Linked DNA regions of Homo sapiens: region 1 is linked to region 2. The links are chromatin loops, found by intact Hi-C in ENCODE. Cell type or tissue: endothelial cell of umbilical vein. All regions are shown on one strand. Links, peaks and the distances in the headings refer to the core of each region. The heading gives the core; the rest is flanking DNA. Region 1 has its middle 18 kb from the start of LINC00545. Region 2 overlaps LINC00426 (long intergenic non-protein coding RNA 426).

Region 1 (15,841 bases), core at 3,095-11,094, 500 kb before region 2:
CCGTCAGGAAGCTCGGCCCAGGCTGAGATGTGGGGTCAGGTTGGGCTGCCCACCCACTCACCCGGCACAGCCATGCTCACCAGCCACCGTGGATAACCTAAGGAGGAAGAGAAACTTCTCTGGTAGGGCCCAGTCCTTGTCTCAGACTCAACAGCACTGAGTCCAAAACTCGAGGGAGTTTGCCAGGGTTGCCTCCATAACACTTTTCTAAAACAGAAGCTCACCAGAATTCCCTCCTCCAAAATGCATAGAAAATACCCTTCTTTCCCTCCAAAGGGAGAACCACCGTGAAGATGCGTATTCTCTCCTTCCCTGCCCTAAATATACATCCTGGTGACTGCAGACCTGCTTAACCATGAAAACAAATGAGAAATAAAGGTCTGAGCAAAGCTGCAGTCGCCTCCTCTCAACTATTTATTCTGATTTCTCGACAAGTGAGTTAATTGGATGGGCCCTGTGACAGACATTCCATACTAAAATTCATAGCTTTCTGCCAAAACAACATATTGTGCGCTGCTATATTTTCCTTGTTGGAACTTGGCGCTGACGTGGGTCCCGAGCAGTTTCATGCGGAAGCGGGGAGACTGAAGGCGCTGAAACAAAGGCGACACCCCCTGAGGCTCCCAGCCGGCCTGTCCTCCGTCCTCTGCAGCAGCACCTGTTCCTTGGCTTTTTTATTGTTACTTGGGCTTTGCAAGGTTCAAGTTCAAAGGGAGCCCCAGGAGTGAAGAAACAGATGCCGGTTTGAGGCCACACCAGCTGGGGCCTCCCTGCAGCCTGGGAAGGGTTTGGGCTGTCTGGCGGCCTTGGTGGGCCCAGCTGCCCGGCTCAGGCAGGTCTTCTCTGCGGAGCCCTGTCCCATGCCCCAGTCCCCATGCGCAGGGCCCTGCGGGGAGGTCCCGTCGCCCCAAGGGAAGGACAGGGCCGGTGCAGGCTTAGGGCTGCGGAGCCCTAGGCGGCCCAGCTGATGCCACCACCGCTGTCCTGAAGGTTCCTTTCCCTTTCAGCAAAAGTCAGCAGCTGCCTCCTCTGATTCAGAGATGTTCCCCCTCTGAAATAGCGCTCTCTTCATTTTCCAGGAATTTCTACCCGTCTCGGTTCCCTCTATCCACCTGCCAGGACCCAGCATCCACCATCCCTCTGCGTCCTAGGCCTTTTCTCCTGAGATTCAAGGAGCACCGGGCCGACATGCCCAGGCCCCCGCTGTCCTCTCAGAAGGGAGGTTGGCCTTCGCACCTTCTCCACTCTGTAGCCATGTCGTGGGCCTTAAACAGGTAGAGAGAGAGGTAGGCTTTTGCTCCCCACGTCAGTCCCCAGAATGCTCATCAGTCAGCAAGCAGGCACCAGCCCCCAGTGCAGCTTCACTACCCCACAACCATCGCCGTGCCAGAACCACAGACTCCCTCCAGACAGCCTCCGATAAGAAGCTCCGTGCCCCTGAGTCCACCTCACAGAGCCCTGACTCCAACCAACAGAACTCCTGACTCCACCCACAAAGCTCTGACTCCACTCCACAGAGCCGTGACTTCACCCCAGAGATCCCTGACTACATCCCACAGAGCCCTGACTCCACTTAACAGAGCCCTGACTCCACCCAACAGAATCCCTGACTCCACCCACAGAGCCCTGTCTCCACCCACAGAATGCCTGACTCCACCCAACAGAGCCCTGACTCCACCTCACAGAGCCCTGACTCCACCAAACAGAACCCCTGACTCCACCCAACAGAGCCCCGACTCCACCCACAAAGCTCTGACTCCACCCAGAGCCCTGACTCCACCCAACAGAGCCGTGACTTCACCCCAGAGAGCCCTGAGTACACCCCACAGAGCCCTGACTCCACCCCACAGAGCCCTGACTCCACCCCACAGAGTTCCTGACTCCACCCAACAGATCCCTGACTCTACCCACAGCCCTGACTCCACCCCACAGCACTGACTCCAGCCCTAAGAGCCCCTGATTCCACCCACAGACTTCCTGACTCCACCCGACAGAGCCCCTGACCACCCCACAGAACCCCTGACGTCGACCCCACAGTGGCCCCTGAAGCTCAATCCCGTGTAGGCCAAGGAGTTATGTGAGCTCCTCACCCCTGTGCTGTCACTGTTTCCCTAATGGCTTCCCTTAGATGACCTCACATAGCATGCGTCACAGACTGAAGGAGCAGAGTAGCATCCTCTCCATTCCAGAGGCAACCGCAGTGGAATGCCATGATTTGCTTATAGTTTCACAGCTTGTAACTGGCAGCAGCTCCAACCAGGGCCCTAGGCTCAGATTCCATGCTCTTTCCAACCTTTCAGGCTCCTAAAGAATTAAAATCAGCCTGGAAAGTGTCTGCCTCTGACTGGGGACATTCGAGTGTGCATATCACCCAAAGGGAAGAGGCAGGAGGAAACGAGCTTCTAGAGTGACAGAAGGAGCTGAGGAATGGAGCCCAATAATAAAGGAAAATTTTAAAAAGAAAATTGACACGAGAGAAGAAAGTCCCTATTTAGAAGAAAATATTTGCTCCATCAGAGCAAAATGCCTCTACATTTCTGCCTGAAACCATCTATATTTCTGAACAGGGCTTGCTCCACCCTACAGTGGAGGAGTGGACTCCACCCTGCAGAACCTTGGTCTCCAGCCCAGCCGTGACCTGGATGCCCTTTCCCTGCCTCTGGCCAGCCCAGATGCATTCCTTCCTGCAAACCCAGCTCAAGTACGTCTTCTCCACAGCCCGTGGTGCACCTTGCCTGCCTCCCGTGTCTCCTCCTCGCTGAAGTCCTCCGGCATATCCACACTATTTGGGGCTGCTTTAATTGGTCCTCACTGGTATTTTGTCTTGAGAAAGTCCTTTGGTTGTTGCATGTGTTTCTGTTTTTGCCCCTTCATCAGATTGTAAAGCCGTCGAAGATGGAAACATTATCTTCTATTTCTCTGTTGGTTTCCAGGAAGCTCCTTTCTGCAGGTCTTCCCTCGACCTCTCAGGATGCACAATCTCAGTCTTTCCTGGCTTGCCTCAGCATTTAACACCCAGTTTGGAGTTTTGGTCCTCTTAGCACTTCTTGTCCTCTCAAGCTACACTCTCTCCAGGCATCCTAACACATGCACATTTGCCACAGCTGCTTACAGCTGAGACTGTTTCCAGCCAAGTATTCAAAGCCATTTCTTAACTTCCAACTGGGCCTTTCCTCCTGAAAAGTTCTGAGGCGACTTCAACTCAGTAGGAACTGAACTGAAGAAATTACCTGTCTCCCAGCCCAGTTCTTTCTCTGGTATCATCTGTCTTTATTAATGCTCCCTCATCCACCCAGTCACCCAGAAACCTGGGATCATCCTAGACTCCTCCCTCCTCATCATCACCACTGTGCCCAGTCCTTCCAGCCCCTCTGAGGGCTGGGGTCTGAGCCAAGCTTTTGACTCAGAGCTTTCCATTTACTCCTCTCCACAATGCTATGGAGAAAGCACTATTTTACCTCTGCCTTAAAAATGAAGACACCCAGTCTGGGCACAGTGGCTTACACCTGTAAGCCCAGCAATTTGGGAGGCTGAGGCGGGCAGATCATTTGAGGTCAGGAGTTTGAGACCCAGCCTGACCAACATGGTGAAACCCCATCTCTACCAAAAATACAAAAATTAGCCAGGCGTGATGGTGCATACCTATAATTCCAGCTACTCTGGAGGCTGAGGCAGGACAGTCCCCTGAACCCAGGAGGCAGAGGCTGCAGTAAGCGGAGATTGCGCCACTGCACTCCAGCCTGGGCAACAGAGTGACACTTTTCCCCCCACCCCCACCAAATACACACAAAGACACTCAGGCTGGGCATAGTGACTCACACCTGTAATCCCAGCACTTTGGGAGGCCAAGGGAAGAGGATCACTTGAGCCCAGGAGTTCAAGACCAGCCTGGGCTACATGTCCTAAAACATTCAAAAATGAGCCAGGTGTGGTGGCATGTGCCTGTGGTCCCAGCTACTTGAGAGGCTGAGGTGGGAGGATCACTTGAGCCCAACAGTTCAAGACTGCAGTGAGCTGTGATCACACCACTGCACTCCAGCCTGGGTGACAGAGCAAGACCCTGTCTTAGAAAAAAAAAAATGAAATGAGGACACCCAGGTTTAGAAAGGGTAAGAAATTTGCCCAAAGTCACACACGGAGTAAGTGGTGGTGTTGAGATTCCCAGCCAGATGAGCTGACCCCAGAGGAGACAAACATCTTCCTGCAGTCAGCCAGTACCCACTCTTCACAGTACAGGGCCCACGAGGTGGAGAAAACCCATTTTATAAGGAGAAAACTGAGGTTCAAAGCAGGTGGTGACCTGAACCAGGCCCACCAGAGTTACGACTGCTCTCACTCCTCTATAGCACAAGCTACCTTTGAGAGAACAGAGCTCCGGATCATTTAAGAGGTTTCCTTCTGTTCAGTGCCAACTGAGTTTAAAATTCCCGTGTGAGTTATGATTATCATTTCCATTGATTCATTTCCATTGATTGAGAATAAAAAGAAGTGGTTTATGTTGCAGCATGAAAGATCTAAATTAGAATTTTTAAAAAAAACCTTCTAGATCTGGAGAGCTGATAGATTTTTCATTTCCTTGCTAAGGGAGTCTATGCAAGCTCTCTCTGGAAATCCTTTGAAATGGCTTAGAGACCTGATGTAGCTAGAATGAGTTTGGAGGAATCCAACATGAAGGTAGCCCAATACTAGGTTGCAAACAGGCTAGATGCTTTTGGGTTTGTAGACATGTTTGATTTGGAACTCCCAGTGTTTTACATGAAAATCCCAAATTCTGGCTTCTTTTGAAAAACCAGTTGATATGACAACCCAAGCCTTTCTGCCCCAGTTGGCCACAGTCCATGCTGGAGCAGGGTCAGCCTGCCTCCTTGGACAGGGCCGGCACACTCCACTTGGCCTCAGCCCCTCCAGCCAGCTTACCTACTGATGTTACCTTCCTGGGCTCTTTAGGCATATGAATTAGTGACCTCAGATGACACTGGTAGGGTCAACCTTTCAAACGTGCACCTTTCCACTTAGCCAAAATCTGAGCTATGCCAGACATTTTGTTAGATAGCATCAGAGCACGGACTAGAAGCTGAATTGCTCTTGCAGTGAAAGGACTGATTCCCACACTCCTATTTTATCCCTACATGAAAACATGGCAAAATCAACTTTCCTTCTTGCTTACCTTCTAGGAAAATCAGAAGTATTCACCAGGTGTTGAAATAGAAACTTATTTCTTATAATTGCCAACTTTGCTGCACTGAGTCACATGTTGATTTCTACCTAATGAAAAATCCAGAGCAGGCTGGAGTCTGACAGATAGAGCCCGATTCGCTATTTACTCTGGTGCTAATCACAATCATGTTTACAGGAAAATGCCCTCATCTGCTTCCAGCAGCTCCAGCCACTCAGCCATGTGAGCGCTGTCTTCAAAGTCAATTGCCTGTCATTTTGCTGATTTATGTTGAGCAACTGCAAGGACCCCTCGAGGTATTTGTAGCTAGCTTGATGATTCCCAGCTTATAAAGTGGCAGTGGGCAGAGCATTTCAGTTCAAATTCCCATCAAGACAGAATTTAAATCCCCAGCCCTGCTGCTCATATTTGCAATGTGAGCACTTTAGATAAGCAGAAACCATCAAACCCTAAATGCTGGGGGAAATACAACCTGGATTTCTTCAAATGGAGCCTAAGCCCAAATCTTCTTTCAGACCTTGGATAGGAAAGTGATTCTAACAGTTTTTAAAAGAGTGATCACATATGCTTTTTCCCAAGAAGTATTAACGACTGAGGCAAGACGGGCACTATCAGATTAGATTGGAGAAGCCGGGAAACGAATTTCCCTCACCGCCTGCCTGGATTCTTAACGTTTCAACCAGCAGAATCTAATTTCTTTGGAATTACTTGCCCTCTAACAGAAGTTTTCTTTTTAAAATGAAAATATTGCCGAAAAGGGAGACCTATTAAATTACTAACCCATTAGCTTCTGGTTTAGCTTCAATCTTAGAGAAGCCCAATTCCTTCTAAACCTGTCTCGCCCTACACTGAAAGTGCTGGAGGTGCAGATCTCAGTGCACTGGCCTTGGCTGCTGAGATTCAGGGAGGTTAGATGGCGGGTAGAGTCACCCATGCGCTGTGGGATGGGGGTCCCTTCCATGCACTCTCCTGGCAAGTCCTGAACCACCAAAGGTGTAAGTGGATGTATTTTTCAGGTTCTCCCTTACAGCACTTTGAAGTCAAACACAAGATTTAAGGATTGCTCACAGCCTGCATTTTCTGTATTTCTGCATTTCTTGTTCACTCAACGTCTCAGGTATTTAATTACATACTCACTGTTAGGGCTCAGGGAAGCTGTTTAGAGGTTCAGCTCAGCCCCTTCGGGTCACAAAACTGAAATACAGTGACTTCCCCAAAGTCAGCAAAGCTCAAGGATCCTTAAGAACCCAGACATGTGAGATACTGAGTAATCCAAACTGAGGCCAACTCCAAAAAAGGGCTCCATTGACTCATCTTTCGGTCATCTCGCTCCAGCTCTCACTTAGAGAAAGTGCGTATTTCTTCCATTTAGAAAAGACTGCTCACGCTTTCCATGTCATTACATTTCTTTATTCCTCTCTTTATATTCCAGCTGCCTTTCTTCGTGTTTTTTGTCACTTGCCCTATTTAGCCATCTCCAAACTAGCTACCTGCCTCCGTGCCATGGAGCATGCTTTTCTGCAGCTCGGCCTCACGATTCTAGGCCAGCTTTTGCACCCCCTACCCCCTCCATGCTTATAAAACTGGGTTCCCTGCTCCCTTTCTGTGTGCTGTTATGCTTCAGAAGCGCCACTGGGTGGCAGTGTCTCAGAGCAGTCCTGGGCCCTGCAACGTGGCTTTGGGCTGGGCTGCTGGTTGCTTGTCTGTTACAGCACAAACAGGCCTGTGTGGACAGGCAGAGCAACGAGACAGCCACAGTGGTGCTCTGGAAAGGATGAGTATTAGATATTAAGGAAACGAGGGACAGAGGTCTGCGTACTGTGTCCTTTCGGAGCTTGCACTAGCCACAAGGCTGACATCTGCCGTCATTCTAACAAAGGAATCTCAAATCCTGAGGCTGTTTGGGAGGTGTCCTTGAAAAGAATGACTATAACCCTTTGCCCTCCCTGTTTTGATTTTCAGCCTACCATTGGGCCCTGATTCATCCATAAAAACAACAACCAAAAAATAAAAAAAAAAGGCAATCCCCGTGAGCATTGTGTGTTTGCTGGACAGGATAGTAATGGCTTAATCCTTCTAATGGCTTTGGTCACTGCAGGATATTAGCTATTAGAAGGGTCTGTTTAAAAGGGGGTGGTGGGGGAAGGTAGGGCCATCTGCTGATTATAGCATGCATGAGGAATGAAGGGAACATTTAAAGAGACACCGTCCATTGATTTAGACACAAATAATTAGTTTGTAGTTGAAAAGGCATATTTAGGGCTTGAATTTTAGTATCTGAATCATTTGCTTAAAGTGCAAATGTGATGTCTCAGACTGGAGATGATCCCAGGAACTATTTGATTCCACCTTTCATGCTTTTTGTAAAGAACTTCTCCGGAGACTAAAAGGAATGTGGCCTGAAATGCATCAACATTGACGTCATGGCTTGGAGTCTGTGGAAGTCAAACCAAATGTTTTTATTATAAACAGGTCAGCCCAGGACCAAACTGTGAAGTACATGTTTGATTTCCATGTGTCCCACCCCCAGCCCCAGCCTTGGCCTCTGCACAGAAAATAGTTCCCAACATCCCACCAGGTGGCCCAGCCCCCTCCTCACTGACTCCCCACTTCACCTTCCCTTCCAGGCCTGACAGCAAACTAAAGCAAAAGAAATCTTCCCAAGGATCGTGGCATATTAGGAAATGAATGCACGCTCTCCATTCAGGAAAGCTGGGGGCAGGCCAACCTCACCTCCCAAACGGGAAAAGCCTAGACTAGAGGTGAGCAGAGACCTGGCTTCCCCTCTAGGCCAGGCCCTGGGTCCATAGGCAACAACTGTTCTGGGAAGTGGGAATTTTATACAGCAATTCAATGAGAAGGAAGATGTGGAGGGATGTATTTGGTATCAAATGCATCCTGTCATCCCACAAAATCAAAACTTTGGTCCCTGAACCAAGAGAACATAAAGCCTTAGGGAAAGACATTTCCTGAATATTGAGAAGTGAATACTGAATAATGTAAGGTGGCGTAGGCTGCCTGTAGTGTCCCGGGAGTAGGTGATGCAGGTGTTGAGAGACAGGCACAGAGAAGCCACCCAGGGAAGCAGAGTCATGGAAGCCACCACGGGAGAGATGAAACACAAGTCAGGTCTTGAAGGAAGAGTAGATTTACCTGGCAAAGGAAAGGAGGGAGGGCATTCCTCGAAGAGCTTATATTAGCAAGATAATGGAGAACGGGAACACACAAGAATGAAAAGATGGCTTACATGGTTGAAGCGGAGAGTCTGAGAAGCGTAGTAGAATAGGTGGCAGTAGATAAGGGTAAGATGGGGAATTCCTGAAGTTGGCTTTTTTTAGACTGCAAGGAACAGAGACACCTGATGTACCTGAAGTGAAGGGGATTGACTCTGAGATGCAGGAATGAGGCAGGAAGAGCACACAGCCCTGCGTCTAAAAACGCAGGGGCAGCCACATTGCCAAACTCCAGGGAGACGGGAATGTAATGTGGGAGCTGAGTATTTTAAAACTTCGTAAATTAATTAAAAATTTGAGGTATGGTAAGGCAAACAGATAGGAGACAACTGCCAGTAAAAAGATAGCTTGTTACTCACGGTTTCCAAGAGGAGAGGACATGCTGTGCCACGTGGGGAGGGGGCACACAGGGGAGCTCCAGAGCGAGTCGGGAGGTCGCCAGAGAGGCTGGACCTGTGGGCGGGGGCCCTTATTGTGGCGCATGCTGGAAGGTGTGGGCAAGGCAGAGCAGGCAGGCTCAGGGTAGGCTGGTTTTAGTGGGCTCTGGGGTATATGGGCTGTCCTTAGTTAGAGACTTGGCCCTGCGGAAGGAGTGATTGGGGCAGGTGAAGAGGTGGCTGGGGTGGGGCTGTGGAGGGGTTGGTTTGCATTTGAAAAGCACATTGTAGGGGGTTGCAAGTTGTTTTCTATCTTTGGAATAATTGGTAACCCTGGGAGGGACAGTCCCTCCACGGCCAGCAAGGCCCAGATGTCAAAGCATCAGAATATAGAAAATAAAAGACGCAATTACTGCACCAAGAGAGCATTCAGAACACGATGTCACTCTGGCGGTGCCCTCGTCTGTGGCTGCCACCAGTGCTCCGGATTGGGTGACCAGCCCTCAACCCCACGCTGACTCTCCTCTGCGGCTCCTGTCTGGAGTTAGACTCCCAGGAGAGGATCAGCTTGTCTCCGTGGCTTCCAGCCAGGCCTGGCTGCTCCTGTTGGGCAGCTCTTTATGTCCGGCCGCGCGTGCCGGCTGCCCGTGAATCAAGCACCCACTCGTTGTCTACTCAATTTATTAGTGGGTCTCTCGGCTTGGCAAGCTATACTCAGAGCCTCCCGTTGGGGGAGGCCTGCACGGGGAGAGACATTCTGAGGATTCCGAGAAGGAGGAACTATGACCAGCACCTCACTTGGCTTTTCCCGTAGAAAGCTTTTGGAAGCCTGGAAATGAGTCTGGGTAACAACTGCAGAAGTGCCCAAGGATTTAAACAGGGCAGTGACATGGGGAAGCATCATTTTTATGAGGAAGATTAATCTGACAATAACATGTGGGACCCACTGGAGAGGGAAGAGGATGCTACAGATCCCAGCACCTGGGTGGGGGGACCACGGGACAGAGAGAAAGGGGAGGTTCCCAAAGAATGGCTGAAGAAAGCATTGACAGAACTTAGTGAGCAACTGGCCGAGGAAGGAGAGGAAGAGGAAGGCACATTGAGACTGCAAGCCTGGTGGGTAGAGAGGAAAATGCCTCACTGACACTGACAATAGCAAAGTATGCAAAAGGAGCAGAGATGACGGAGATTCTTTTTAGATATATAAACTTGTATCGGGAGATGGACACCAATAGCCCCCAACTGTTGCTGAGTGGGAAACAGTGTGTCTGTAGCAATGAGACACTTTGCTGAGTAGACAATTTATTAACTCTTACTTTTTTTACTCATGAGTCCAGTAGATCCATGAACACAATGACCGCATTTAGGTTTTTCCAAGTTTTCTCAGAGCCCAAAGTCTAGGTCTTGAACTCATGGAGATAGGGAGTAAAAGGATGGTTACAAGAGGTTGGGAAGGGGGAGGGGTTGGGGGGTGGCAGGTGAGGATGGTTAATGGGTACAAAAAGTAGTTAGAAAGAATGAATAAGGTGGGATGCGGTGGCTCATGCCTGTAATCCCAGCACATTGGGAGGCCGAGGCAGGTGTATGACTTGAGCTCAGGAGTTCAAGACCAGCCTGGGTAACATGGCAAAACCCCGTCTCTACCAAAAATACAAAAAAAAAATTAGCCGGGCATGGTGGCATGTGCCTGTGGTCCCAGCTACTTGTGAGCTTGAGGTGGGAGGATTGCTTGAGCCTAGGAGGGTGGAGATTGTAGTGAGCCAAGATCATGCCACTGCACTCCAACCTGGGTGACAGAGTGAGACTCCATCTCAAAAAAAAAAAAAAAAAAAAAGGATGAATAAAACCAAGTATTTATAGCACAACAAGGTGACTATAGTCAATAATAATTTAATACATTTAAAAGTAACTAGAAGAGTATAATTGGATTGTTTGTAACAGAAAGGATAAATGCTTGAGGTAATGAATACCCCATTTACCCTGATGTGATTATAATGCATTGCATGTCTGTATCAAAATATCTCAGGTACTCTATAGATACACCTACTTTGTACCCACAAAAATTGAAAATTAAAAAAAAAAATAAGTCCAGGTGTTGGGTCCAGTGTAAATAGGTGCTAACCATACTTATTTAATGTCTTCTGCCCACCTCTGTCCAAGTATGAGTTTTACATAATTAGAAGCATGACTCATACAAATATATACTGAGCACCTGATAAAGACGGATTTCACTCACGAATGAGGGAACCAACAGGGAGGTAAAACTGCCCAAAGACTATTTGTGGAACAGACACTTACATGCTTTCTCAGGAAAGGAATATTGAAACAGGTTTGCTAAGTTAGCTACAAAGCAAGTTATTACCCTGCAGGGCAATATAACTACGACCTTTTAGGTTATCTTTTCCACTGGACAGAAATGTTTGCATCTCCACCAGACAAAAAAAAAAAAAAAAAAAAAATCATTTGCAACTTAACAATCTCCTACAAGTTAACCTCTAACTTCACACAGTTTGGTCCCTAATCAATAGTTAATAGTAGGTCAAACCAGGTGTACTCCCCTAGAGAAGTGGGTGATCCTTGCACAAGCCTCTTAGACAATGTTTCAATATGACACTGAAAGTACTGTAGTCATCCTTTTGCTTTATTTCTAAGTTTGGGATAATTTCTAACTTACATCCTGCCTTAAGATGTTAGATTTCAACTCAAGTGTTGTTTCCTTAAGCCAGCCTTCCTTGGCCTCCCTGACAAGTTCACATCCCCCTGTTCACTTGCTTCCACGGTGTCAGGTATTTCGCCTTCTCGGCGGTTACTTTAAAAATTATTCTGACATTGTAAAAACGGTAAGAAAGACTTTATTCAGGACAATTGCAATAGGTGTCAAGATTCTTGCAACGGGAGAGAGAGAGATGGAGCTCAGCTCCCAATACGATAAGAACAAGTGGAGATTTATAGCCAAGGGGCAGAGTGAGGGGTCGATGGATAGAAAATTACTAAGAGAAGACATCACAGGTAGGAGGATCCTTGCTAAACTGACTTAGGATTCTTGCTGAAGGCAGGGCAGGGTGAACAAAACTGAGGGTGAGGAATGAGGAATTTCATCAACTAGGGAGAGTGATCAGATATCAAGGATGGGGCATTCTTACTAAACTGACTTATTCTTGCTAAACTGATTTTTGCAAAGACTGGGTCATGTAGGCACCATAAGTACAGAACAGGAGCCAAGCTCAAAGCTTGGGCCTAGTTGGGAAGAGTGCTGAGAGGAACCTGACCAGCTTGGTCAAGGAAAGAGTCTTTGTCAGTTACCACTAGTCTATTTTTTTTTTCATATGGAGTTTCGCTCTTGTTGCCCAGGCTGGAGTGCAATGGCGCGATCTCGGCTCACCACAACCTCTGCCTCCTGGGTTCAAGTGATTCTCCTGCCTCAGCCTCCCGAGTAGCTGGGATTACAGTCATGTGCCAGCATGCCCAGCTAATTTTGTATTTTTAGTAGAGATAGGGTTTCTCTATGTTGGTCAGGCTGGTCTCGAACTCCCGACCTCAGGTGATTTGCCCACCTCGTCCTCCCAAAGTGCTGAGATTACACACATGAGCCACCGCACCCTGCCCACTAATCTAATTTTTATGTATCCATGTGACCATGGATTCACAGCTGTCTCCCTTTCTAGACTGTAAGTTCCTTGAGGACAAGGCCATTGTTGACTTCTGCTTACCATGCTCTTTCAGCACCTACGATGGACTTGAGGCACTCAGATGCTCAGTGAATGAATTTACTGAATAAATGAACGAATGAGTGAACGCCTAGTATACTAAAGCCCAGGGAATGTCTTGGAAGACAGGAAACAGACCACACACTGCTGCTGCTAATTCACTAGCCTGGCTGTCGTTATTTCTCTTCTTTGTTTCTATTTGCTCAATTGCACCTTTTCTCATTTGACTGCCTGGCCGGCAGTTTAGCTCTGGGGGAACTCAGAGAAAAGTCAGGCTGTTTGCTCCACAGTGTGCTGGTGCTGACTCAGCCAGCCGGTTCTGCCTGCTGGGGCCTAAACACACTGATCAAAATCCTGGGGAAATGATTTGCTGGAGCCGCTAACCTTTCTCTCTCCTGCAGATGCTTCCTGGTTTGTACTGCCTGACCTCCCTCAAGGTTCTTCCCCATTTCCCAGAAGTTTAGGACTCCCCTGCCAGCCTTAAGTTAAGAGGAGACGCAGGAGGACAGGATGGCCACCTGATAGGTCCATTGTTTACTGTGCCAGGGTGGAGGAGGGAAGAGGAGAGGTCTGCTGAGTTCTGAAGATTGGGAAAGGGCTCCTCTTTTTAGTAGGCAACCTCTTGAAGAATTGTGGTCTGTTTTCCCAATCCCTTCACTTCAATTTCCATTTCTTAGTGGTCATTTCTAATTAGCCTCAGCCAGTACTAGCTGTCAGACCTCCCTGACCCTCCTTCTCTCACTCCATTGTTTGTTCCTTCCAGGATTCCTATTCCTAAAGGCTGGAGGATCCAGGGCTCAGGCCAAGGACCTCTTTTCTTTGGACATTCACTCCTGTTATTGCACCTCTAGGTGACCTGACAGCTTGCCAATGTCTGTTCAGAGCCCAGCCACCTCCCCAGAACGTCAGGCTTGTGTGCTGTGCTAGGCGGCCCCTGAGATGACTCCCATCTTCCTCACTGCCTGGTGTTCACACTGCTTCCTGAGGGTGGGCTGGATTGCTTCCGAGATTAGGCCTCTGTCTTGCTGGCCCTCTCTTGCTCTCCCACTTGCTCACTCTCATGAAGGTCGGCTACTGCGCTGTGAGCCACTCTGGGGAGAGTCTCGCATGCCAAGGAACTGGGGACAGCCTCCAGCCAACAGCTAGCGAGGGCCTGAGGCCCTCAGTCCAACAGCCTAGGAGGAACCCAATCCTGCCAATAGCCACATGCATGAGCTCAGAAACAGATCCGCCCCAGAAGAACCTTCAGATAAGATCACAGCTCCTCAAGTTCAGTCTGTGAGATACCCTGAACCAAACAGGTTGCAGCTAACTCCTAAGCAGATAAGCTGAGCCATCAGTGCTGGCTCAGTCTGGGGAATGGACCTAAAGGTAAGACCCAGCTAAGCCACACTCAGATGGCTTCCCCTACAGAAACTGTAAGATATTATTTGTTGTTTTAAGCCACTGAGTTTAGGAATAATTTGTTACACAGCAGTAAATCAGTAATACTATATTTAACTGCCTACTTAGCTTGGATGCCTAAAGAACATCTCATACTTAACACTGCTAAACCAAATCTTGATTTCCTGTCCTAAGAATTGAGGGAACAGAACACACCAAAGATAAAGAAACATAGACTAAGTAGAACCACTGTGCTCACAGACAGTGCCGAGGGAAATGCAAGGGCTCAGGAGACAGACCTAGCTGAGAAATCTGAGAAGGAATCAGCATGCATGGGGAAGTCAGGAACAACAACGGGCCCATGGACGCCAGGGTGATACCCCAACTCAGGGGGAAGCTCAGGCAACCCTCCTGTTGCTTGTCTGACTACATTACATGGGTTGGTTGAAGTGGTAAACTGTGAGGCTACCTGCACGACACTGCTCCCCAGACACACAGCCTCGGCTCAGCAAGGAAGGACATTGCCATCATGACAAAAAGCTGCAGAAACTCAACATCAGGTGCATGTCATCTCAACCTTAGAAAACCACCTAAAACTCAGTCATGCTGCTTAAACGCTTTTTTGATGAGAATCTGACCGAGCACTGACAGCGTTAAGGAATGCTTTCAGCTTCCTGCCTATGTGGGCAAGTTTGGAATTTTATTCTGACTCTCCCTCAATAAAAGGGGCAAAATTAGAGCTCATCCCCAACATACCTTTGTTCCAGGCAGACATCGGGGGAGAATCTCCAATCTGAAAATTTAGAGATAGGCTCCTTTTGTATGTTTTGTGTTTTTGTAACACCCTATATGAAGACTGTGTGCAAAATAAATTATGTTCTTTCACACATGTGTGCTCATTTGCGCTTCATACAAACTGTGAAATAAATAGAAAACATGCCCTTATGGCCATTTTAAGTGGAAACTGAGGCTCAGCAAAGTGAGTGACTTGCCTAAGATCACTGGCTGGTGTGTTCTGGAACGCACATGAATCAGGCTTCCTGATGTTCAAGCATACAGAACTCACTTGTTCCTTCACAGTGGAGATCGCTGCTCAACCTTTAGCTACATCCACTCCCGATTCATCCACTTGTCTGGAGAACAGGACCATAACCATAGCTGCATTCACCAAGCCACTGAGGAACCTCGAGAGAAAAAACCCTGCAGGAGAAGAGGAAGCCAGATGGGTCCTGCATGGCTCTGTGGTCAGAGGCAGGCGAGCTCCTCCACATGGCCTGGCAGTGGACAGCAGGTTTGTCCCCAGGCCAGCATCTCAGTGGACTGATTGTTTAGCCAAACCCTCTCAGAGATGTGAGCACACAAAGAAGGGATCCTGGTGCCCCATGCAGGGTGTAAGACAAGAGGGTGGTGAGGAACTTCTCTGGTTTCAGGCACATCAGGAGTTCAAGGGTCTCAGGTGTGGTGCTGGAGATTGGCGGAGGTGGGGGTGGCATCAGTGTGAGGCTGTGGGACTCAAAGACACCGCAGCAGTGCCTGGAGGCCAGCTGTGGGCCCCATATACTCACCACCCAGACACGATGAAGCCCTTTGCCTAGCTGGGATACTCACCTTGTGGTTTGCAGATTTTTACAAGAGTGGATGGATTCCATGAGAGGAAACAAGCAAAGGTGCTGAGTTTTGGGTCTAGTTTGGTGCCCAGTGAAAGGGAGGCAGCACCCACAAGAAGGGAGAGAAGGAGGGAGCCGAGAGTGAAGCTTCCAGGGCTTTGCACAAATGCAGCAAGGACTTTAGACCTTGAAGCTGTAGAAGCAGAGGTTCGAGGCAATCCTATCTCAAAAATCCAGGGATGTCACTGATGACCGATTACCCTGATAATGAAATGAAGGCCTGGAAGGTTTCAGGACTTGTCTAGATCATCCAATCCCAAGCCAGGATTCTTTTTATTTCTATCATGATTTTACATGT
Region 2 (15,841 bases), core at 3,577-11,576:
AACTCCTAGCTGCATGTCTGGTTAACCTGCAACCACACAAAGCAGCTGGGGTAAAGGTGTGTCCCGATGCCTTGTGGTGTACTTGGAACTCCACAGCCAAAAGATTAGACGTTGTTTGCTCACTGTGTTCAAAACAAGAGGTGTAAAGGAAGTTCAGCAACAACCGAAAGATGACTCGTAATTTGTAACTGACTGGCTATGCTTGGCGAGCCTGGTGTATTTATAATCTTTCAAAGTCAAGCGCAAAGGCTCCTGAGCCTCATGCGTCACCCAACTGCAGCATTCCTGTTGATCACGCTGGCTGTCACCATAAAGCCTGAGCAAAAGTAAACTTTTCTGTCCCAAGGGTTTCCTTGTACTGAAAGAGCCACTGCTTGCGGCTTTTTACAGGATCACAACCAATGTCTGTTTCATGCGGCAGGTCCCTGGGGACTGTAATTGCAGAAGTATAACCTGGCGGTTATGTCACATGGCCCAAGAAACTGCCAGGAGACCAACATGCTTCCTGCCAGACGACCTTTTGCAGCTGAAGGCACTAGTGCCCCATCTGCGGTCGCTGTCTCTGTATGAACAATTCTCTGATATTCCCTGGGCAAAAAGAGGTGCTTGTTGACAACACTGAGTCAAAACTTGGAACCCTGAGCCCTCAGTCTGCCACCATATCATTTTCCTGTTAATGGAGTGTTAATTAACAAGGGTTTTCGTTTTTATGAAACGAACTGTTTTTAAGTAGGAGGATTTCCTACCTTTGAATCAACTCAGAGCTCATTTCCTACTAAAATGATAGGTGATATCAATATAAGGATGTGGAAGATTTGCCCAGTTTAAGCGTTGGGAATGGAGGCCTAGCTGCATGGCTGAGGGGATTTGGGCCATGCATGGCCTCACTGGTTGAGGACATGGATGCTGGAGATGCTTAGGTCTGGGCTTCTTTGTCTCTTTAGCCTCAGTATTCTCATCTGTAAAATGGGGTGATGTGAGAAGTCGATGAACTAATGCACATGAATAATGACAGCTAATACTTGTGTGGCCCCAACTACATCCCAGGCACTGTTTTTCTGTTAACTCATTTATTCCTCAGAGCAATCCTATGAGGGAGGTACTATTGTGGTCAGTCCCATTTTACAGATGGAAAGCTGAGGCACAGAAAGGTTGGTAACTTGCTCAAGGTCACGCAACTACTAAGTGGCAGACCTGGGATTTGAACCTATGCCTGACTGTGGAGCCCATGTTCTTATGATGCCAAGTTGCACCTTTTGTAAGACAGTCAGTAGGTGGCATACACTTGGTAAGTACTCAGTAACTATCAGAACAGGGTATACAGCGGATCACCTGGAACAGAAGCCATGTTTCTCACCTCTGTTGGCTATGGTGCAAGGCATGGGTGACCTTTAAGGGCCTAATAGTGCTGTCTACTTATCAAAGGCTCAGCTTCTTAGCTGTGGCCACAGGAGACTGGGGCAACCAGAAGTCTGGTAGGGTGTCAAGCCAATAGTCATCCTGGGGATGATGAGATGCCACCAGATTGCTGCTGACTTGGGCCAAGTTGGTGGCAGGCACTTCAGGCCATGGGGGGAACCAGGCATGAGAGCAGGGTGTGGCAGGGAGGAGACACTTGGTCTGTGTGTGTGTGTTTAGGGAGGTAGATGGGAGCCTCAGGTGATTTCGGGTCTTGGGAAAGATAGCTTGGGATGGAGAGTTGGGTCTCAACCCTTGTCTCTCACTCAGGTCTATACCTAACTGGAGACACTGAGAAGAAGAATCAGGGATGAATGCAAGAAGGTGATGTGAGCCATCCCATCCCCACACCTGTGTGTTAAGGAACATGGGGATGTTTTAATAGTAAAGAAATGCCCATAGGATGTTTGGGGGTGGTGATGACTTCCGGTATTTCCTCTCAAAAGGCTAAAAATACTGACAGTCTTGTGCTGAAACTGGCTTTAGATTTTCACCCTGTTTGTCATTCTGCTCTAAGACTGGCTGGGCACTATTCTAGGGGATGGTGATTCAAAGACAGTAGAAAGCACATCCCTTTCCTCAAGATACAACACATAAACATATAATAGAAATCAATAGGGTCATCCAGAAGTAAGCACTGGGGTCATGGGAGCTTTGGGAGGGAAGAGGCAGGGTCAGAGATGGTGGGGGATAACAGCTGAAGGTCAGCCTTTGAGGCAATGGGAGGTGGAAGCATGATCAGGTTTAGGAGAGGAAGGCAAGGGATGAACAGCTGCATCTTGATAGGGCTTAAAATGTCAGTCTAGGCGAGGTAGAAGATAAAGGTGGGGAGGTAGGGCCAGGTGTAATATATATTTTATTAATTTTTTTTTACTTTTTTTTTTTTTTTGAGACGGAGTCTCACTCTGTCACCCAGGCTGGAGTATACTGGTGCCATCTCGCTCACTGTAACCTCCCCTACCTGGGCTCAAGCAATTCTCCGGCCTCAGCATCATCAGTAGCTGGGATTACAGGCGCCCGACACAATGCCTGGCTAATTTTTTGTATTTTTAGTAGATACGGGGTTTTGTCATGTTGGCCAGGCTCGTCTTGAACTCCTGATCTCAGGTGATCCACCTGCCTTGGCCACCCAAAGTGCTGGGATTACAGGCGTGAGCCACCGCACCTGACCTAGGTGTAATATATAAAGGAGTTTGTGCTTTATTGGCTGGTCAGAAATGTTGGTGTCATTAGATGTCTGAGTTGCTTATTTATTATCATTATTTTATTTTTTAGGGAAGTGTCTCACTCTGTCACCAGGCTGGAGTACAGTAGTGTAATTATGGCTCACTGCAGCCTTGAACTCCTGGGCTCAAACCATCCTCCTGCCTCAGCCTCCCAAAGCACTGGGATTACAGGGGTGAGACACCACACCTGGCTCCGAGTTGCTTTGTAAACAGATCCCCCTGGCAGCAGCATGGAGGATGAAATTCATGAGGGAAAAAGCCAAGCCAGGGATATCTGTTACAGTAAATCCAGATGAGATGATGAGGGCTTAAGCTAAGACTGAGATCATGGGAAAGCCAGGTAAAAAAAATAAGTAGGACTTGAAGTTTGATTGGTCATTGAATGAGGGGCCAGGAGACAGAGAATGAGAATTCAAGGATGGCTTCCAGGTTTCCAGCTCAAATGGCCAAGTAGGTTGTGGTAACACCCACTAGTTCACAATCACAGGGAGTGGTAGCTGGGTTGGAGCAGGAAATGATGGGGTTAGCAGGGAACATGCTGAGTTTGAGGTGCCTGATGAGTATTTAGGGGGAAGGTCCAGGAGGCAGTTCCAGAAGTCTTGGCTAACAGCATCTGCATCGAGTGCATTGCTGAAGCCTCAGAGAAGAGATGGGCTCGGCTGGGGAGAGAGTGAGTAGGGGGCAGACCAGTGCTCCAAAGAGAGGACTCGGCAGTGCCGGCAGCCTGAGGCTATGGTGCATCAGCTCAAGGCAACTGGTGTGGCTCTGGCTCTGGTGGGCAAAGATGCTGGGGCCTACACTGGCTTTGCAGGCGAATGGGGCACAGAGGGCCTCTTTCAGGGATTGGTGCATTTGGTCTCAGTTCCAGGTGCAGGGCTGGAGAGAAGGGTGGGACTGAGGAAGAGAAAAAAGTCACAGCCCCCTGCTGGCTACAGGGGTTCTTTAAAAGGGGAGCATTCAAACGTTAGTGAAACATCATTAAAGGTCCTGTTCATTGAGGGTCCAGGTAGCGGTTCTTTTTTTTTTTTTTTTTTTTTTTTTGAGATGGAATCTCACTCTGCTGCCCAGGCTGGAGCGCAGGGGTGCGATCTCCACTCACTGCAACCTCCACCTCTCAGGTTCCAGCGATTCTCCTGCCTCAGCCTCCCAAGCAGCTGGGATTACAGGTGCCCGCCACCACACCCGGCTAATTTTTGTGTTTTTAGTAGAGATGGGGCTTTGCCATGTTAGTCAGGCTGGTCTCAAACTCCTGACCTCAGGTGATCCGCCCGTCTCGGCCTCCCAAAGTGCTGGGATTACAGGCGTGAGCTACTGCGCCCGGCCCCAGGTAGCGGTTTTTAAGCAGATGAAGGGGTAGAACTCACCTGTCTGGCTTTTTGCAATTGTACATGCGCTCCTCCTCCCACGGGCCTGAGATTCTCACAGGTGTGTGATAGGCGTGGGAGTTGTCCTTCGGGAGCTGGCAGTGGGGGGTCCATTTTGTGGACCAGAGTCTCCCTGGGATGATTCTGATACATCCTTACCCGACGGAGAATGCACCATTTGCGGTGAGGGAAGCAGTGCTAATGGGAGAGAAGGCTTGGGACCCTCCTTTGTATTTTGCACCCCTAGGTTGAACCATTTTCCATCAGGACTTAAAGTGTCTCGCTCCAGCCTAGTAACAGCACAGTCCCACCATTTAGAATCTCCACAAGTTCATTCACACTGCAGGTCAACAGCAGGTCAACAACCACATAATCATCACTCAGCCACACGGCGTGTGAGGGAGGTGAGGGGCAACACCTGAAGCCATGGGACTTTTTGTAGAACACAATGAAACATTGACGTAATTTTTTCTCTTTTTTTGAGACAGCGTTTCACTCGTCGCCCAGCCTAGAGTGCAATGGCGCTATTTCGGCTCATTATAACCTCCGCCTCCCGGGTTCAAGCAATTCTTCTGCTTCAGCGTCCCAAGTAGCTGGGATTACAGGTGAGCACCATCATGCCTGGCTAATTTTGTATTTTTAGTGGAGATGGGGTTTCACCATACTGGCCAGGCCGGTTTCAAACTCCTGACCTCAGGCGATCCGCCCTCCTTGGCCTCCCAAAGTGCTGGGATTACAGGGATGAGCCACCACCGCGCCCGGCCTTGATGTACTTTTTCTATTAAATGATCTAAGAACAATTTTACGGGCAGAAAGTATGACTGTAATAAATGTATGCAATCCAAAACTACCACCCACCATCTATGAAAATACAAAAATCAAGCTGTCATGCCAAATCTAACTGGTTACTTCTGTTTCTCTGCTAATAGTCGTTAGCTACACTCATTTATTTGTTTTATTGTGACAGTGTCCACTGTCAGATAAGTAAGAGCAGGTGCTGAAATTTTAAGAAACATTTGAGGGAACATTTTCAATGGAATCTGTTGAAGTTGAGGTGCCTTTAGTACACTAGTATAACTGCATCACCCCTGAGTGTTAGCGATAAGTGCAATGATTTAATTTTACTGTGGAACTCCCAAGTCCAGCTTATGGAATAAATTCCGGATCATAGTTTGAGAACTACTGGCTTAAAGGGTCCCATTTCTTGCTTCTTTAAGTGTCAAACAGTGACTGTGAGATATATATATATATATATATATATATTCCTGGCCCAAGTGATGGGCAAGCTTCAAAGCAGTTGAGGACTCCAGTCAAAACTAACTGTGCCCCCTGAGTGTTCTAGCTCTGAGGATTTGGTCCCTGGCTTCTTCCTTCAATCTGCACCATCAAGAAGCATTCTTGGCCAGGTGCAGTGCCTCACACCTGTAATCCCAGCACTTTGGGAGGCCGAAGTGGGTGGGTCACTTGAGGTCAGGAGTTTGAGACCAGCCTGGCCAACATGGTGAAACCTCATCTCTAACTAAAAATACCAAAATTAGCTGGGAGTGATGGCCTATGCCTGTAATCCCAGCTACTCAGGAGGCTGAGGCACAAGAACTGCTTGAACCTGGTAAGAGGAGGTTGCAGTGAGCCGAGATCATACCACTGCACTCCAGCCTGGCCAACTGAACGAGACTCTGTCTCAGAGAAAGAAAAAAAGAAAAAAAATCTTCTAGGCTCTGCACATAGGCCATGTGCTAAAATCAGCATTCCAAGGGCCAGAAGGACTCCTAGAGGCATCTTTCAGATGCTGACACTAGTTCAGAGCCTCACAGATAGCTCCAGTTTCTGCCTAAGTACCTTCAGGGACTGGGAGCTCACTACTTCCCCCAAAAAAGGTTCTTATGAACCATCATCTCCTATCTCCACCCTCTAAAACCACCCAGTTCTTAACTTCTGCTTTGTTTTTGCTATCAGCACTCTCTGCCTTGTATTGTTGTTATTTGGATACTTAACTGTCACACAGTGGTAAGGGCTTAGGTTTTGGAACCACTTGCATTAGAATCCCAGCTCCGTATTTATCTCCACCATTTACCAGCCATGTGACCTTGGCAAATTACTTAACCTCTCTGAGCCTCAGTTATCGCCTATATGGGATGGGAATAACCTTAGGGTCTATTTCAAGGATTATTCGGAGGCCTAAGGTAATGGGAGGAATCTGCTTGACATGTAGAAAGCTCTCAGTACAGCATAGATATTATTATTATTCCTCTGCTAGACTACAAAATCTCTGAGGGCAGGGACCTCTTCTTGGATATCTTTGAACCCCTCCATAACAGTGGGCAAAGTGTCTGTCAGAGGGTTTTAATGAATGCATCACACAAAAGAGACCGTACTGAACAAGAGAGACAGGAAGCTTGGATAATTATTTGAATATCTACAGTCATCAGAAGGCTTATAAATGTAAAGCCAAAGCTCCTGCCAAAGAAATGTGTGGAGCAGAAAAGAAAACCCAGAGCAGAATGTCAAGAGCAAGGATGTGTTGGGACAGGAAATGAAGACGAGATTGGGAGAGGTCATGCAGAATCAGGTCACATTCTGGAGGGAAGAAGGAGCAAAGGCACATGATGAGAGAGTGCTAATTAAGGTGGCCAAAGAGAACAGTGTGGTGCTGTAAATGCCGGCAGAGCAAGGAGCCCTGCTGCCAGCCTGACCCAACACAGTCACGTTGATGAAAATGGAAAAGGATGGCTGGAGGTAATGATAATGTATTACAGATTGCAAAATCGCTAGAAGAGAGGGTTTTGAATGTTCTCATCCCAAAGAAATAATAAATGTTTAAGGTGCTGGATGTGTTAATTACCTTGATTCGATCATTACACAATGTACACTTGTACTGAAACATCACATTGTACCCCATAAGTATGTGCAATCATGTCAATCATAAATTTAAAAATTAAATTTTTTAAAAAAGGAAAAACAATCTTTCCACCACACAAATCATTTTCTGAGCCTGCACATTGGCATTCATCTTTCCTCCTACGCTTGTGGCCTTAAAGAGGAGGAGTATGATTGGCAGCGTGGCAGCCTCTCGATATTTACGGACCCTAGCGCTCACTCCTGGCTTCAATGGTGTTTTCAGCTGGAGCCTCTTCCTGCCATTCCTTTCCTCTCTGCATGGCTGCTGATGCTCATCCGGGAGCAGGAAATGAGTGCATTCTTGGGCTTTTCTGCAATTAGTCTTCTAAAGAGAAAAACAAAACCAAACAAGAAAGAAAACTGAAGGTTTAGGGATATTCTAAAAACTTTTACAGGCTGGCCATTGATGGAGGCCAGTAAAGAACGGTGGAGGCTGGCGACTCAGCCCCTCTGGATTGGGGGTTTGTGGGAATTTATCTCGGGCTCTCTTATGTTTATTCTACACTTCCAAATAACTTTGAAGGTTTATTTGGAGATTCCAATATGGGAGAGGAGGCCCTTGCAAACTCTTGAGTGTGCAGCGCCCCATTTTTTGGGGGGAGAAAATGGCTTTGGGAGAGCATGCAGAGGGGATAGGGCACTCAAATCTCCACCCCATAGATCACTGTGTCGCCTCTCAGGTAGGGGTGTGCTGAATAAATTAAAGGTATTATTGTAAGTTGGAAGTGTGCTAGAGCCAGGTTGCAGAGGCACACTCTCAAATCCGCCTTCAGTGAAACCACAGAAATATCCAAATACTACACATGGGGGCTTTTTTTCCCCTTCCCTGAGAATCAGCTGGTAATTTACTGGCATGTCACTGCATATAAACAAAATCCAAGAGGAATCAGTTAACCTGCTGGACTGAACAAGGAGTTTGGCATAAAACTGGCCAGATAAACAGATAAGGCTGATTGTGTTATGTCTCCCTTCCTTAATGGAAGCCTGATAGGAATGAGGCCCACGGTGACTCAGCAGTTAGTTCCCTTTACTGCGTAGCCTTGGAAGTAATGGAGTGGGCTTTCATGATTTTGCTTCTTTCTTCTTTTCCACTGAAATGGAGGCCTTCAGTTGCAAAGTTCTCCATTGTCAGATTACGCTGCCTGATGGGCATGAAAAGTCCACAAAAGAGAATTTTCTGATGTGAGAATGGAGGGTGTTGCCTGCAACTACCCCAGATCCCTGCGGTGGCAGTTTAAGGTAGGTGGGAAGGCTCTAGACGTGTGGGACTGGAGTCTTGTGTTCTTTGCCTCAAAGCTGAATTCTGACTCCTCTTTCAGCCTTATACCAATTTCCCTTAAGTGACCGTCTGCACATAGAGGTGCTATTGAGGCTGGAGAGTGGTGAGTTCAGCTTCAAGGTGCACTCTAGAGATAGGGCTTGGGCCTGTGTGTATTTTTGGAATTGCTCTCCAAACATTCCAAAAACTGAAAGCTTCGAGGTCCACTCCACCAGCTGACCTAGTTTTTCAGCTAAAAGACCATGGCCTGGCCTCCTAAAGTCGTATATCTATAGATTCCAGCCAGGTGGGACCCATGGTGCCCATTTTGTTAATTCCAAAGACACAGCATGGTGTAGGAGAAAAAGGATGGAATTTCAAATACAGAAGTTTGGAGTCAGACTTATGTTGAAGGCAAAATGAATCTTTTGTGTCAAAGTCAGAAGGGGCCGGGGGTTTACTGAGAAAGGGCACAAGGAGACGTTCTGAGTGATGGAAACATCTTTCCCCTTTTGGGGTGGTAGTTACACAAAGTGCATCCCTTTGTCAAAATTGATCAGACTGAATACTGAAGGTCTGTGTCTTATTGAATGTAAATTATACAGCAGTTTTTAAAAGGACAGATTCCAGTCCTGGCCCTGCCTCTTATTTACCATCTAGAGAAGTTCCTCACCTCTTTGAGACTCAGTTTCTTTTTCTATTAAATGGAAGTAGTGCTTATACCCATGCTTATACTCAATACGATCATGCAAGCAAAAGCGCTTTGTAAATGACAAAAAGCCTCGATAAGCGGATCACTCCTATCGTTATTCTTTCCATCCAGCCGCCTCCTGGAGCAGATTGTTAAGCTGATGCGAGTCTGGGCTCTGCCTCACCACTTGTCTCAGAGGTTAGTGTTTATCTATTTTAAGGAGACTCTGGAGATATCAAAATGCTGCAGAAAAGCAAATGGAATATGGATTTGCCAGGGAGAGGAGGGCGGGCTGGAAGGGAACAGCTGGGGAGAAAACTATCAATCCAGCTCAGCAGCAGGGCCGGGCGGGTGCCGAAATGGAGTCGCTAAATGCCTGAGAGAGAATCGTGACCAGTAAAAGCAGCATGAGTTTAAAAAAAAAAAAGAAAAAAAATCACATCTTGCCGAACAAATTGGGTCACATTCATGATGGAGTTAGTCACTGAGAGCACAGATGGGAAAGCAGTTTTAGGGCAAAATGCAAAAGATTTGGGGACCCTGGTGACTCAGCTGAACGTGGCAAAGGTCACTTGGGCATCCTGGCCTGGGCTGGGGGTTAAATAAAGGCTCTTCCTGTGGCTCCTGCTGTGAGTCTTATCATACTTTTGATTTGAACTTGAACTTGATCTTTACTCCTAATGGCCACCACAAGCTACTTTTTTTTTTTTTTTTTTTTTGAGACAGGGTCTTGCTCTGTTGCCCTGGTGTTGCCCAAGCTCACTGCAACCTCAACTTCCTGGGCTCAAGCAATCCTCCAACCTCAGTCTCTCAAGCGGCTGGGACTACAGGCATGCACCACCATGCCTGGCTAATTTTTAAAATTTATTTTGTAGAGACGAGGGTCTCACTATATTGCTCAAGCTGGTCTTGAGGCTCACCTCAGCCTCCCAAACAACTGGGATTGCAGACATGAGACACTGAGTCTGGCCTACAAACTACCTTTACATCAGAATCAAGAGCACAGTGTACAGTTTTAAAAAGGAAAATCATAGAGAGAAGTCAAGTTAAGTGGAGGCTGAGAAAGCAGGAAGGCCATTCTGTAGTTCACCCTCGGAATTCAAGTGGGAGAGGACAACCGCCTAAACCCAGCCAAGCTTCTTCGTGATTATGCTGGCAAAGTCCTTTCAGTTTAGAAACTTTTAACCCCAGAGCCAATGTCCTTTGACACTAAAATCCTATAAGATGATTGAACAGTGTCAAAATAAATGTTAAATTGTTAGCCACTAAAATAAAGTTAAAATAGGGAAAGATTTAACAGGAAGAAATAATCTAAAAGAGAAATCTGATGTGCGAAATTTTGATTTTATCCTCATTATAAACATTTTGGTGCTTTCTGCTAGCTATTTCTGCCAAGAAATGTGATATGTTGAAAAAGAGGAGGAAATGTACTCTCTCTAGATGCTGTGACTATAAAAGTCTGTTTAAAATGATAGGAATCAGTCAAGGTTCTCCCAGTGACCAAGGTTGTAAAATTAGAATCTTAAACTACCAAATCAGGGTGAGAAAAAAATTTTCAACAAAAGCAACATTTAAATTTATTTTATTATAATTTCCATTATCCCACAATGTTTGCATTTTCTCTGGACACATCAAATTTCTTTCTTTTTCTTTTCTTTCTTTCTTTCTTTTTTTTTTTTTTTGAGACGGAGTCTCACTCTGTTGCCGGGTTGCAGTGACGTGGTGCGATCTCAGCTCACTGCAACCTCCACCTCCCAGGTTCAAGCGATTTACCTGCCTCAGCCACTCAAGTAACTGGGACTACAGGTGTGCGCCACCATACCCAGCTAATTTTTGTATTTTTAGTAGAGACGGGGTTCACCGTGTTGGCCAGGATGATCTCAATCTCTTGACCTCATTATCCGCCCGCCTCAGCCTCCCAAAGTGTGGGGATTACAGGCGTGAGCCACCGCACCCAGCCCACACATGGGATTTCTTAAGTTGTTAATTCCCTACCCTAAAATACATCCTTATTGGAGCAAAGCAGGGGACTGAGGAGAGATCAGGTGGGGTGAGGGGCACCGTGAGAAGGCAGGGCATCTTTCCCGCGACCTCTGAATCTGAGAGATGCTGACGGTGCATCAGTATATCAATGTCAATACCCAGGATGCTGAATGAAGCCTAGGTTGGAGGATCCTTCCAAACCCAGGTCTTTGTCTTGCTGGAAATCTTGTGCCTCTTCTCCTCTGCCATCCTGTCTCCCACCTCAACACTTGAGCTCTACTGCTCTGTTAATTAGCACATGGAGTCTGAGATTGGGCCTTTTGCATCCAGGCACTGGCTTCATATGGTTCCTCAACCCCCTTTGTTCCCAGGTCTTCAGGAACCATGTAAGATGCAACCTCCCCCCTAGGTCTCTTGTGGGCAGGGACTCCTTAGAGGATTTCTCCTTCCAATGCCCTGGCTTTGGGGCTGACAGACTTGGGTTTGACTTGGCTCCATCCCTTATTGGCCAGTTAGATAAGCTCTGTGAACGCTGACTTCCCTGCCTTGGAGGGTGGCACACTGACAGAAGTAGCCGATACCCATGAGCTGTAATTAGCTCAACACTTTTGGCAGTGACTTGATGGGAGAGCTCGATGGCAAGTTGCCCAATAGGTGACAGGAAACCAATGGATGTGAACTAAGAAGAGGGATCCATGATCCCCAGTCATAAATTTGGGACATGACTGGGATAGCCCAAAACAAAGGCTGTGTTCTTGTCCCAGATCAGCTTTCCAAGTGCAGGACTGGGACGTGTGGTTCAATGGCAACACGTGTGAAATAGATTTAGAAGTGTCTGGTCCACAGTGACCTCCTAATGGGGACTGGGACAGGACAGGGTAATCTGGGTCAGGGTTCTTCAGTTGCAAGCAAACTGAAACGGACTCTAAATCAGAAAAGGGATCTTTCTGGAAAGGTATGGAATAGTTGTTGGATGCTGAAGAACCAAGCTGCAGGAAAAAGAGAACACCCCCCACAACCCCACCCCTGAAATGGGGTTATCAGAACTTCTCTGTTCCACTGTTTTCTGTTACATTTTTCTTCCAAATGCTCAAGACTCTGGAAGCCAGAATCTTAAGGCTTAAACTGGGTTCTGTGTGCTACTGTCCTCTGAGTAGGAGGGGCAGGGAGAACCAAGACTTCTCAGAATAAGGAAGAACAGCTCTCTAATGAGAAATCACAGTGCTTTTACCCAAAAAAGTGGGAGGGTTTGCTTGACAGGCCAAAGCAAGGGATCTCCGGGATGCTGATTTTAGAAAGGTGCACAGAAAAACAGGGAGATGATTCCACCCTACTCCTTCCTGGCCGAGTTCTGGGCAACACACTTTCAGAGACTTTTGACTGCTTGGAGTGAGAAGGGATAGGTTCAAAAGCAGCAATTAAGATGCAAATATCTGAAAAACATGACATATAAGCAAGGTTGAGAGAACTGAAGTGATCAAACCCAAAGGAGAGAAGACCAAGTTGGCATCTAATTGCAGCCTTCAGGCTCTGTGAGGCTTAGAATGTAGATGGAGGACAATTTTGCATTCACTGGTTGTGAAAGGAAGACCTAAAATCAAGAAACAGGAACAGATTAAAGAGGAACAGATTTTATCCCATTATATGTAAGATCTTTCCAAGGAATGAAATGAACTGGGTTGTAAGGTAGGGAACTTCCCATTTCTGGGAAACCTCGGATGCTCAGTTACCTTTAGCAATAAGCGCATTCCTCACAATGGATCACAACACACTTGGGCGCCATGGCCCTGCTGCTGAAGATGCTGACCTAATCATGGTAATTCAGGGCCAGAAACTGCACTCCCTATTTGGCCACATCTGCCAAAGAGCACATTTCTGAATGTGGAGTTCCAGACATGGGCAATGTGAGTGATGATGGGGAGAACAGGAAAGAACTCCTCTGTACCCCTAACCACCTGCCCAGGCCCTACGTGGTGCAAGCCTGCCATGCGGAGTGCCTTACATGACAGCACTGCTTCACCAGAGGACTTCTTTTGGGATGTGTTGCATTGACCCACTTCCTTCTACACACCTTCCAATGGGAATGACATGACGTCTTCCTTTACCTCTGAACAATATTCAATAAATACATATTGAGTCTCTACAGTGATACCTATGATTAGGAAACTAGAGTATACATATTTCAAAACATCATGTTGTACATGATAAATATATATTTTTTTGTCACTTAAAACATAAAAATAAATAAAAAGGAAGCTAGGGTATCAGAGTTGGAAGGGCCTTTTGTGATCAGTGTGTTTACAGTGCTTGAATATACCCAGTGGCATTTCTGACAAGTTGATTTGTAGCCTGGTCTTGATTCCTTTCTGAAACTCACAACCTCCTAAAGTCGTCCACATACCACTTGAGTGGTTTTGGTTGCTAAAATTCTTTCTTACTGTAGGCTAAAATCTACTCACAATTTGGCCATATCTATCAAAATTTAAAATGCACAAACCCTTTGACCAGCATTCTACCTCTGACAATTTATCCTACAGATATAGTCCCCATGGGCTCAAAGACATGTGTACAAAGATATTCATTGCAGCAAAGGGCTGGAAATAATTTAAACGTTTGACCGGGGACTGATGAAATAAATTATGGAATATCTGTACTATGAGAAACCAAGAGGCTGTTAAAAAAATTAAACCATTCTCATGCACTGACAGGGAAAAATCTAAAATTCATGTCGATTTGTGAGAAAGAGAGACTAGCTAAATAATATGTAGAGAATAATTCCATTTATGTGATAGAAAAAAAGGAGATACATGAACATACGCTTAGGTTGTATATGGAAAGATATTGGTAACTGTTTGCCTCTGCTGAGGGCATCTGTGGTAACTGGTTTCAGGGGTGGAAGGAAGAATTTTAGGTTTATACATGTATGTATATACGTATGTGTGTTTATATGCATGTATGTGTGTGTGTGTATATATATATATATTTTTTTCTTTTTTTAGACAGAGTCTTGCTCTGTCACCTAGGCTGGAGTGCAGTGGTGCCATCACAGCTCACTGCAGCCTCGACCTCCCCGTGCTCAAGTGATCCTCACACCTCAGCCTCCCGAGTAGCCGCGATCACAAGTATGTGCCACCACATGCTGCTAATTTTTGTAGTTTTTGTAGAGATGAGGTTTTGCCATGTGGCCCAGGCTAGTCTCAAACTCCTGGGCTCAAGTGATCTGCCCAGTTCAGCCTCCCAAAGTGCTGAGATTACAGGCATGAGCCACCATGCCTGGCTGCGTGTATATATTGCAATTTTTTTTTTTTTAACTCTGTGCATGTATCATTTTAAAAACTTCTTTAAAAACCTGCCGTCTTAAATCCTAGCACAGGGTCCACCTGGTTCTACCTCATAAAGCTGTGCAGAACACCTCTAATCTTTCTTCTGTAACAGCATGCATTTGCAAACTTCTACCATGGGCCCTTTATATCCCGTCTTCTACAGGTTAAACAAACACAGTTCTTTACATCAATGCTTCCGTCCCTGGCCATCTGGTCTCCTGTCCCCTCCAGACCCAAAACCATGGGCTGGGCTGCAGCAAAATGAGGGTGTACTCAGTGCACTGAGGCCCATGTACCATGAGAGATGGTGAGTGATATCAGGGAGAGGAACATCTGCAGAGGCAGCGCTGCCCTGGGAGGCCCTGTCCCAAGCAGTAGTGGGAGCATCTGGAAGGGGTGAATAGGGAGTGTGGGCTGGGCTGGGCTGGGCTGGGATGGAAGGGAGGCTAAGCATGCAGACACCAGCTTTGCTAAGCTGCGCAGTGCATAAGGGTCCCCCTAAAGGGACTAGTTTGCTAGAATAAAAGAGAAAAACCAGAATCTCCTACATTTACATGGCTACTTTATAATTCTCAAGGCATTTTTTACAAACTGCATTACATTTGTTACTTATCACAGTGCTTTAAGTTAGGTATTCAGGAATTATTTTTCTCATTTCAGGAGAAAGCCTTGGCCGGAGTTTAAGGATTTGGGGCTGGGCACAGTGGCTCGTGCCTGTAATCCTAGCACTTTGGGAGGCCAAGGCAGGAGGATCACTTGAGGCCAAGAGTTTGAGACCAGCCTGAGCAACATAGTGAGACTCTCATTTCTAAAAATAAAAAAGTTAGGCCTGGCACAGTGGCTCATGCCTATAATCCCAGCAGTTTGGGAAGCTGAATCAAGAGGATCACTTGAGGCCAGGAGTTTGAGCCCAGCCTGGTCAACATAGTGAGACTTTATCACTACAAAAAGTTTTTATTTATTTATTTTTTTTGAGACAGGGTCTCGATTCATCACTTAGGCTGGAGTGGAGTGTGCAATCACAGCTCACAGCTCACAGCAGCCTCGACCTCCTGGGTTCAAGCCATCCTCCCACCTCAGCCTCCTGAGTAGCTGGGACTACAGGCATACACCACCATGTCTGGCTAAATTTTTGTACTTTTTGTAGAGACAGGGTTTCGCCATGTTGCCCAGGCTGGTCTCTAGCTCCTGGGCTCAAGCAATCTGCCTGCCTCAGCCTCCCAGAGGCCTGGAACTACAGGCGTGAGCCGCTGCTCTTGGCCATTTTTAATTTAAGAGACAGAGTCTCGCTTTGTTACCCAGGCTGGAGTGCAGTACCCTTACTGCAGCCTTGAACTACTGGGCTCAAGCCATCCTCCCACCTCAGCCTCTCAAGTAGCTGGGACTACAGGTGTGTGTCCCCATGCCCAGCTGACTGAGCTACCACCATGCCACTGCATGCCAGTTGTGACAAAGTGAGACCCTGTCTCTAAAAAATAATTAAATAAAATGTTTAATGGTGTTCTGGGTCCTTACTTCATGGACACTTTCCACTATGCAGCCTGCCACTGATTTCATGTAAAGGCAAAACCAAAAGAGATCCTTTGCTAAATTATCCCAAGTCTTACAATATGGAGATTGGAAAATGTTTTCTATCGAGA

Evidence for each region. A loop is a pair of places that touch in the nucleus more often than their neighbours do. Peaks named below come from ENCODE experiments on the same cell type or tissue, not always from the same donor. Only the 100,000 strongest peaks of a DNase experiment are listed, where the experiment ranks them.
Region 1: it touches region 2 in a loop (11-fold over the local background); 2 of 110 quality-filtered maps call a loop at or near these places.

What each region holds. Positions count from the first base shown.
Region 1 is chr13:30,856,506-30,872,346 of GRCh38, reverse strand. No RefSeq gene overlaps it. Among named protein-coding and RNA genes, the nearest start is that of LINC00545, 18 kb to the left of the region's middle. RefSeq lists enhancers at 72-121, 1-487, 488-1,297, 8,021-8,969, 8,970-9,920. In endothelial cell of umbilical vein, for the core only: a CTCF peak has its summit at 6,809 (motif pointing right); DNase peaks (open chromatin) are centred at 6,976 and 7,476; H3K27ac peaks cover 2,047 bases.
Region 2 is chr13:30,356,413-30,372,253 of GRCh38, reverse strand. LINC00426 (long intergenic non-protein coding RNA 426) reads left to right here. Exons shown (of 5, transcript NR_024464.2): 3 at 4,537-4,653; 4 at 9,028-9,093. Among named protein-coding and RNA genes, the nearest start is that of LINC00426, 9.6 kb to the left of the region's middle. In endothelial cell of umbilical vein, for the core only: no CTCF peak of the experiment used is centred there; DNase peaks (open chromatin) are centred at 7,123 and 7,893; H3K27ac peaks cover 2,533 bases.